Linked DNA regions of Homo sapiens: region 1 is linked to region 2. A link is an interaction called in ENCODE POLR2A ChIA-PET data of the cell type or tissue named here. Cell type or tissue: Panc1. All regions are shown on one strand. Each heading gives the region's core, and the rest is flanking DNA. Links, peaks and the distances in the headings are about the cores only.

Region 1 (4,387 bases), core at 173-4,172, 110 kb before region 2:
TTGGTTAGCGAAAGCTTTTTGCTAAACGTTTGCCTAACCCCCTCCCCACCGAACAAAAAAAAAACTTCTTTTTGCCTGTAAATCCATCACTTTGGGAGGCTGAGGCAGGCAGATCACTTGAGGTCAGGAGTTTGAGAACCAGCCTGGGCAACATGGTGAAACTCTGTCTCTACCAAAATACAAAAGTTAGCCGAGTGGCCGGGCATGGTACACCTGTGATCCCAGCACTTTGGGAGGCCAAGGTGGGTGGATCATCTGAGGTCAGGACTTTGAGACCAGCCTGGCCAACATGGTGAAACCCCATCTCTACTAAAAGTACAAAAAATTAGCCAGGAGTGGTGGTGGGCGCCTGTAATCCCAGCTATTTAGGAGGCTGAGGCAGGTGAATTGCTTGAACTTGGGAGGCGGAGGTTGTAGTTAGCTGAGATTGCTCCACTGCACTCCAGCCTGGGCAAAAAGAGTGAGACTCTGTCTCAAAAAAAAAAAAGTTAGGGCCAGGCATGGTGGTGCGCACCTGTAATCCCAACTATTCAGGAGGCTGAGGCCCCAGAATCACTTGAACCCAGGAGATGGCGGTTGCAGTGAGGCGAGATTGCGTCACTGCACTCTAGCCTGGGTGATGAAGTGAGATTCTGCCTCAAAAAAAAAAAAAAAAAAATTCCAAACCCACACCCATCTATTTCTTCACCCTTCTGTGCCTCAGTTTTCTTATGTGTAAGATAAAGGTAACTGTCCCTGACCTGCCCACCTCCCAGGGTTGTGTGGGAACCAGTTAGATCTGGACCTTTGAGGAAGGCTGTACAAACTGTTGAGGGCTTTTCAGCCATGAAACTCTTCTGCCCGTACCCCATAAATACAATTAGGTGCTTGCTGCAGAGGCATCGGGGGTCTCTGGCCAGAGGTGACATCTGAAGCAATCGGGATCCTGTTTGGTTTTGCCACATCCGACCTGCCGCCCAGCTGGGGCAAGACAGCCACGCGCGGCGGATGCACCGGCCCTGAACTCTTTCTCGAGTAGTCCCCAGAGGTAGCTGCTGCCTTTCAGTTTCTGCACTTGTTTATTTTCAAAGGGACGTTGCCAGACCACGAGGCCACCCTGCCCTTTCATGGTTTGTTTTATGCAGATTTCAGGAAGAGAGAGAAGAGGTAAAGAGACCAGAAACAAAGTCTTCTGCAAGCAAAGAACTGCAACAGGCCCCAGCTGTTAGGTTTGAGGGGCGTATGGGGCAGGCGACTGAACTGCAGAGTTGGAGCCAGAGGTACCATTGCTGACCCCTGAGCCCAGGAGCCTTGAGAATACTGACAGTGTTAATAATAACTGCAATCATCCAACATATGATGCTAGAATAACTGGACATCTGTGTGCAAAAATATTAAACCTATACCTTGCACCTTATCACAAAATTCACTCAAAATAGATCATAGACCAAAATGTGAAACATAAAACTAAGACTTCCAGGGGAAAACAGGAGAAAATCTTTGTGACTTTGGGGTTAGGCAAAGCTTTTTGCTAAAGACATTGATAAGAGATTGAAAAAACAAGCAGATTGCCAGATGATCTTTGCAAAACATGTATCTGATAAAAGACTTGTAGCCAGAACATATAAAGAACTCTCTTTTTTTCTTCGTTGTTCTTTTTTTTTTTTTTTTGAGATGGAGTCTCACTTTGTCGCCCAAGCTAGAGTGCAGTGGGGCAATCTCAGCTCACTGCACCCTCTGCCTCCTGGGTTCAAGCAATTCTCCTGCCTCAGCCTCCCAAGTAGCTGGGATTATAGGGCATGCGCCACCATGCCCAGCTAATTTTTTTTTTTTTTTTTGAGACGGAATCTCGCTCTTATTGCCAGGCTGGAGTGCAGTGGTGCGATCTTGGCTCACTGCAACCTCCAACTCCCTGGTTCAAGCGATTCTCCTGCCTCAGCCTCCCGAGAACCTGGGATTACAGGCACACTCCACCACGCCCAGCTAATTTTTATATTTTTGGTAGAGATGGGGTTTTGCCATATTGGCCAGGCTGGTCTCGAACTCCTGACCTCAAGCAATCCGCCCATCTCGGCCTCCCAAAGTGCTGGGATTACAGGTGTGAGTCACCACACCCAGCCTCTTTTTCCTTTTCTTTCTTTCTTTTTTTTTTTTTGAGACAGGGCCTTGCTCTGAGCTGGAGTGCAGTGGTGTGATCACGGCTCACTGCAGCCTCAACCTCCCGGGCTCAGGTGATCCACCCACCTCAGTCCCCCAGGTAGCTGTGATCATGCCACTGCACTCCAGCCTGGGCGACAGAGCAAGACCCTATCTCTAAATTTTAAAAAAGTGCAAAAATCTGGATGTAAATATTTACACTGGTCTTATTCATAACCACCAAAAACTAGAAACAACTAAAATGGCTTCAACTGGTAAATGTATAAACACGCAGTGGTACGTTCATAAAATGAAATACTATGCAGCAATAAAAAGGAATGAGCTACAGATACATGCAGCAGCAGGGCAGAATCTCAGATGTATTATGCTAAGTGAGAGAAGCCACACTCAAGGCTACTTTTTGAAGGATTCTGTTCCGGAAAAGGCAAAACAATGGGAACAAGAAACAGATGGGTAGTTGCCAGGGACTAGAATGCAGAGAGGGACTGACTACAAAGGGCAAGTGGGAACTGGGGGTGACGATGGGTACTGGAACTGGTGTGTGTGTGTGTGTGTGTGTGTTTGTGTTTGTATACGTGTCTATGTATGTATATGCGTGTGTGTATATTTTTTAAGAGACAAGGTCTTGTTCTGTCATCCAGTCTGGAGTGTAATGGCACGATCATAGCTCACTGCAGCCTCGAACTTCTGGGCTCAAGGGATTCTCCTGCCTCAGCTGCCCGAGTGGCTGGGACCACAGGCTCATGCCACCATGCCTGGCTAATTTTTAATTTTTTTGTACCAACAGGATCTTGCCATCTTGCCCAAGTTGGTTTCCAACTCCTGGGCTCCAGCGATCCTCCCCCCTCAGCCTCCCAAAGTGCTGGGATTACAAGTGTGAGCCACTGTGCCTGTCCTGTCCTATATCTTTTTTTTTTTTTTTTGACAGAGTCTCACTCTGTCGCCCAGGCTGGAGTGCAGTGGTGCAATCTTGGCTCACTGCAACCTCCGTGTCCCAGGTTAAAGCAATTCTGCCTCAGCCTCCCAAGTAGCTGGGATTACAAGCTCATGCCACCACGCCCAGCTAATTCGTGTATTTCACCATGTTGGCCAGGCTGGTCTTGAACTCCTGACCTCAAATGATCCACATGCCTCAGCCTCCCAAAGTGCTGGGATTACAGGCATGAGCCACCGCGCCCGGCCCTGTCTTATATCTTGATTGCGGTAGTGTTCACTTGACTGTATATGTTTGTCAAAACTCCTGGAACTGTACATTAAAAAGAACTTTTCCAGGTGCAGTGGCTCATGCCTGTAAACCCAGCACTTTGGGAGGCTGAGGCAGGCGGATCATTTGAGGTCTGGAGTTCAAGACCAGCCTGGCCAACAGGGCGAAAACCCGTCTCTACTAAAAATACAAAAATTAGCCGGGCATGGTGGCATGTGCCTATAGTCCCAGCTACTCGGGAGGCTGAGGCAGGAGAATCGCTTGAACCCAGGAGGTGGACGTTGCAGTGAGCTGAGATTGTGCCACTGCACTCCAGCCTGGGCAACAGAGTGGGATTCTGTCTCAAAATAAATAAATACATAAATGAATAAAGAGGACAGTCAGACTGTGCACAGTGGCTCATGCTTGTAATCCCAGCACTTTGGGAGCCCAAGGCAGGAGGATCCCTTGAGCCCAGGAATTCTTTTTTTTTTTTTTTTTTTTTTTCTTGAGGCAGAGTCTAATTCTGTCGCCAGCCAGGTTGGAGTGCAGTGGTGATCTCGGCTCACTGCAATCTCCGACTCCCAGGTTCAAGCGATTCTCCTGCCTCAGCCTCCCGAGTAGCTGAGATTACAAGCGTGTGCCATCACGCCCGACTAATTTTTGTATTTTTAGTAGAGACGGGGTTTCACCATGTTGGCCAGGATGGTCTTGATCTCCTGACCTTGTGATCCGCCCGCCTCGGCGTCCCAAAGTGCTGGGATTACAGGCGTGAGCCACTGCACCCGGCCAGAGCCCAGGAATTCAAGACCAGCCTGGGCAACATAGGGAGACCATGTCTCTATAAAAAAATTAAATAATATAAAAATAAAGAGGATAGTTGCTCCTGAGCTCCAGCTGCTGACACGTGGAAATAAGGGCCCGGTATTGTCAGGTGTTCTGATAGTACAGGAAAATCCTAACTTTTCTTTTTTGAGACAGAGTGTTGCTCTGTCACCCAGGCTGAAGTATAATGGCGTGATCTCAGCTCACTGCAACCTCCGCCTCCCGGGTTCAAGCGATTCTCCT
Region 2 (4,387 bases), core at 145-4,144:
TTCTTGGAAGGAGCCTGTTGATTTGACTAGACAAAATTTTGAAGCCCAGGGTTGACAGACACGACCATACCACCAAGGAGCGGGTGACTTCCAGGAGTTCAAGGCCAGCGGCCACAGGGAATTTCTGGGGAGGAAATGCGAAGCCGGCATGAGATGTGCAGAATGCGGTATCTCTGGAAATTTCTGCAGCATATGCCCACGCCGGTGTGCAGGGACGGCCCCATAACTGCTGTGAATGTGGCGGGTCGAAGGCTTCATCTCAACTCCATGTGGCCTTGGACATCACTGGACTCTCCATCGTGCCTCTGCAATCTCAGGGCCCAGAACCAGAGACTGTGATCCAGAGTTATTGCTTGAAATCCTTGTTCATATCTTTTTTCTTTTTTTTTTTTTTGAGATGGAGTCTTGCTCTGTCACCCAGGCTGGAGTGCGGTGGCGTGATCACTGCAACCTCTGTCTCCTGGGCTCAAGCAATTCTCATGCCTCAGTCTCAGCCTCCCAAGTAGCTGGGACTACAGGCACGTGCCACCATGCCCAGCTAATTTTTGTATTTTTAGTAGAAATGGGGTTTCGCCATGTTGGTCAAGCTGGTCTCTAACTCCTGACCTCAGGTGATCTGCCTGCCTCGGCTTCCCAAAGTGCTGGAATTACAGGCATGAGCCACTGCGCCAGCCTAGAAACTTTATTGCTTTTCTTTCTTTCTTTCTTTCTTTCTTTTTTTTTGAGACAGAGTCTTGCTCTGTCGCCTGGGCTGGAGTGCAGTAGCGCAATCTCGGCTCACTGCAACCTCCACTTCCCAGGTTCAAGCAATTCTCTTGCCTCAGCCTCCTGAGTGGCTGGGATTACAGGCGCCCACCACCACGCACAGCTAATTTTTGTATTTTTAGTAGAGACGGGGTTCACTATGTTGGCCAGGCTGGTCTCAAACGCCTGACCTTGTGATCCACCTGCCTCCGCCTCTCAAAGTGCTGGGATTACAGGTGCGAGCCACCACTCTGGCCTTAGAAACTATTTCTAAGTTCATTAGCTTTCTTTTTCTTTCTTTTTTTTTTTTTTTGAGACAGGGTCTCATTCTGTCACCCAGGCCAGAGTGCAGTGGCATCATCACAACTCACGGCAGCCCCGATCCCCTGGGCTCAAGTGATCCTCCTACCTCAGCCTCCCAAATAGCTGGGACCACAGGCACAAATCACTATGCTAATTTTTTTTTTTCTTTTTTGAGACAGAGTTTCGCTCTTGTTGCCCAGGCTGGAGTGCAATAGCACGATCTCGGCTCACTGCAACCTCCGCCTCCTGGGTTCAAGCGATTCTCCTGCCTTAGCCTCCCGAGAAGCTGGGATTACAGGCACCCACCACCACGCCGGGCTAATTTTTGTATTTTTAGTAGAGACGGGGTTTCACCATGTTGGCCAGGCTGGCCTCTATCTCCTGACCTCAGGTGATCTGCCCGCCTCAGATTCCCAAACTGCTGGGATTATAGGCATGAGCGACTGCACCCGGCCTCCTTATTCATATTTTAGTGCCAGCTTTGATCAGGCCATTTTATAGGGTATCGGGAATAGCGGTGAAGAAGTTAGAGTTCCTGCCCTTGTGGGCCCGTCATTGCTGTGGGCTGCGGACAATAGCAACAACATTCATAAATAAGCTAGAAAGCACTGTGACGGTTGGAGAGTGACGGGCAGGATACTTTAAGTCAGGTGATCAGCAAAAGTCTCTCTGAGAGGTGACATTGAAGAAGAGACTGAAAGACAAGAAGGAGCCAGTTGTGGGAAGACCTGGGAGAAGAGTGTTCCAAGGCAACGGGACAGGAGTGCAAAATCCTCAGGTGAAAATGAGCTCGATGCTGTTCCTAGAACGGGAAGAGGGTCATGGCAGCCACAGTGACGCGAGAGGACAGGAGGGTAGTGGGGAGGTGGGCAGCGGCTCCATCACAGAGGCCTGAGGCTGGGACAAAGAGCCTGGGTTTTATTCCACATGTGACGAGGCAGTGCTGGGCGGCTTTCAGTAGGGAAACATAAGATCAGATGCACTTTATTTTTTTCTTTTCTTAATTGTTTTGTCTTTTGTTTTGTTTTTTTTTTTGGAGAGAAGATCTCAAGCGATCCTCCCACCTTGGCTTCCCAAAGTTCTGGGATTACAGGCATGAGTCACCATGCCTAGCCCTGATGAACTTTATTTATTAGTAGTAGTAGCATTTTTTTTTTTCTTAAGACAGAGTCTCACTTTGTCGCACAGGCAGGAGTGAAGTGGCGCAATCTCAGCTCACTGCAACCTCCACCTCCCCTGTTCAAGCAATTCTCGTGCCTCAGCCTCCTGAGTAGCTGGGATCACAGGCATGTACCACCATGCCTGGCTAATTCTTGTATTTTTAGTAGAGATGGAGTTTCACCATGTTGGGATGAGGTCAGTCTGGGCAGCCCACAGAACTCAAGGTGCACAGAGGGGACACAGCCAGGAAGCCCTCCCACCCATCATCCCAAGTCCCCCTGCCGCCAGCCACCACTGACTTTTTCTTTACTTCCCAAACTGCCACAATATGGCTTTCACCACCCCACTAATGTAATCAATATCCTCTAGCAGAGTCCATGGTAGGCATGACCTTCATCCACAGGTGTTTACTGCCATAATTATGTTGCATTGCATGGCAAAAGGGGTTTTGTGGATGTAGTCATGATTACTATTCAGTTTACCTAAAATAGAGAGATTTTCCTGCATTCCCTGGGCCTCCCCAATGCAATCCCATGAGCCCATAAAGCAGAAGAGGAAGTCAGAGAGATTACGAGCAAGAGAAGGGCTCACCTGCTGTTGCTGGCTTGAAGATGGTGGGGGGCAGCGTGGAAAGCACGAGAAGGAAATAATTTGGTCAATAACCACTGAGCTTGGAAGAGGATGCTGAGACCTAGATGAGAACCCTAGCCAGCCAGCACCTTTATTTCAGCTCAGTGAGTTCCTGAGCAAAGAATCTATCCATGGCATGCTAGACTTTGACCTACAAACTCTATGAGAGAGAAAGTGTGTGTGTGTGTGTGTGTGTGTGTGTGTGTGTGTGTGTGTTTAATAGAAAGGATCTTGCTCTCTCACCCAGGCTGGAGTGAAGTGGTGTGATCACGGCTCACTGCAGCCTTGACCTCCCAGACTCAAGCAGCCCTCTTACCCCAGCCTCCCAAGTAGTTGGGACTGTAGGCCTGCACCACCATGCCTGGCTAATTTTTCTATTTTTTGTAGCGATGGGATCTCACCATGTTGCCCAGGTTGGTGTTGAACTCCTGGGCTCAAGCAGTCCTGCCTCACCTTCCCAAAGTGCTGGGATCACAGGCGTGAGCCACTGCGCCTGGCCACCTTTGTGGTTTTATTTATTTATTTATTTATTTATTTATTTATTTATTATTTTGAGATGGAGTGTGGCTCTGTTGCCCAGGATGGAGTGCAGTGGCATGATCTTGGCTCACTGCAACCTCTGCCTCCTGGGTTCAAGAGATTCTCCTGTCTCAGCCTCCCAAGTAACTGGGATTACAGGTACGTGCCACCATGCCTGGTTAATTTTTGTATTTTTTGTAGAGACAGGGTTTTGCCATGTTGTCCAGGCTGGTCTTGAACTCCTGACCTCAAGTGATCCACCCACCTTGGCCTCCCAAGGTGCTAGGATTACAAGTGGGAGCCACCACGCCTGGCTGCATTTGTGGTTTTAAACTGCTGTTTGTGATATTTGTTATGGCAGCAATAGAGAACTAATACAGTACCCAGAGACCACATGTCAGCCTTACTGGGGTTTCAGCCTTCATTTTACATGACCCCTCTATAGCATGAAACATTGCCAACCACTTCCACCTTCTTGACAACCTCTCGTAACAACCTCTCCTGTAACAACGTCATCCTGATCCCTTTTGCCCCTCTCCCTAGCTCCACGGTGTCCACCCGTGATCTGGATTCCTCACACTTTACTGTCTGTCTCCTTCACACTCCAGACCTAAATGTCCACCTGAATGTCCCAGTGATACCTCAAAATCAACATGCCCAAAGGTGAGGGTGAGAAGAGGGTAATAGTGATAGTGGAGATGAAGAGGTGTGGATGGGTTGTAGAAATGTTTAGGAGGAAAAATACGTAAGAGGTGGCTTTCTTTTTTTTTTTTTTTTTTTTTTTTTTTGAGACATTGTCTTGCTCTGTCACCTGGCCTGGAGTGCAGTGGCATGATCTCGGCTCACCACAACCTCTGCCTCCCGGGTTCAAGCGATTGTCCTGCCTCAGCCTCTTGAGTAGCCGGGATTACAGGCGTGAGCCACCACTCTTGGCGTTTTTTTGTTTGTTTGTTTTTCTTGTATTTTTAGTAGAGATGGGGTTTTTTCATGTTGGCCAGGCTGGTCTTGAACTCCTGACCTTGTGATCCAC

Evidence for each region. Peaks named below come from ENCODE experiments on the same cell type or tissue, not always from the same donor. Only the 100,000 strongest peaks of a DNase experiment are listed, where the experiment ranks them.
Region 1: POLR2A ChIA-PET joins it to region 2 with 6 read pairs; 2 of 35 experiments call an interaction of 5 or more read pairs at or near these places.

What each region holds. Positions count from the first base shown.
Region 1 is chr12:122,067,165-122,071,551 of GRCh38, forward strand. LINC02985 (long intergenic non-protein coding RNA 2985) reads left to right here. Exons shown (of 4, transcript NR_135044.1): 3 at 864-1,027; 4 at 1,125-1,396. Among named protein-coding and RNA genes, the nearest start is that of LINC02985, 6.1 kb to the left of the region's middle. RefSeq lists an enhancer at 4,340-4,387. In Panc1, for the core only: no CTCF peak of the experiment used is centred there; no DNase peak of the experiment used is centred there; H3K27ac peaks cover 692 bases.
Region 2 is chr12:122,174,465-122,178,851 of GRCh38, forward strand. It overlaps a transcript of LRRC43 not described here. Among named protein-coding and RNA genes, the nearest start is that of IL31, 2.4 kb to the left of the region's middle. In Panc1, for the core only: no CTCF peak of the experiment used is centred there; no DNase peak of the experiment used is centred there.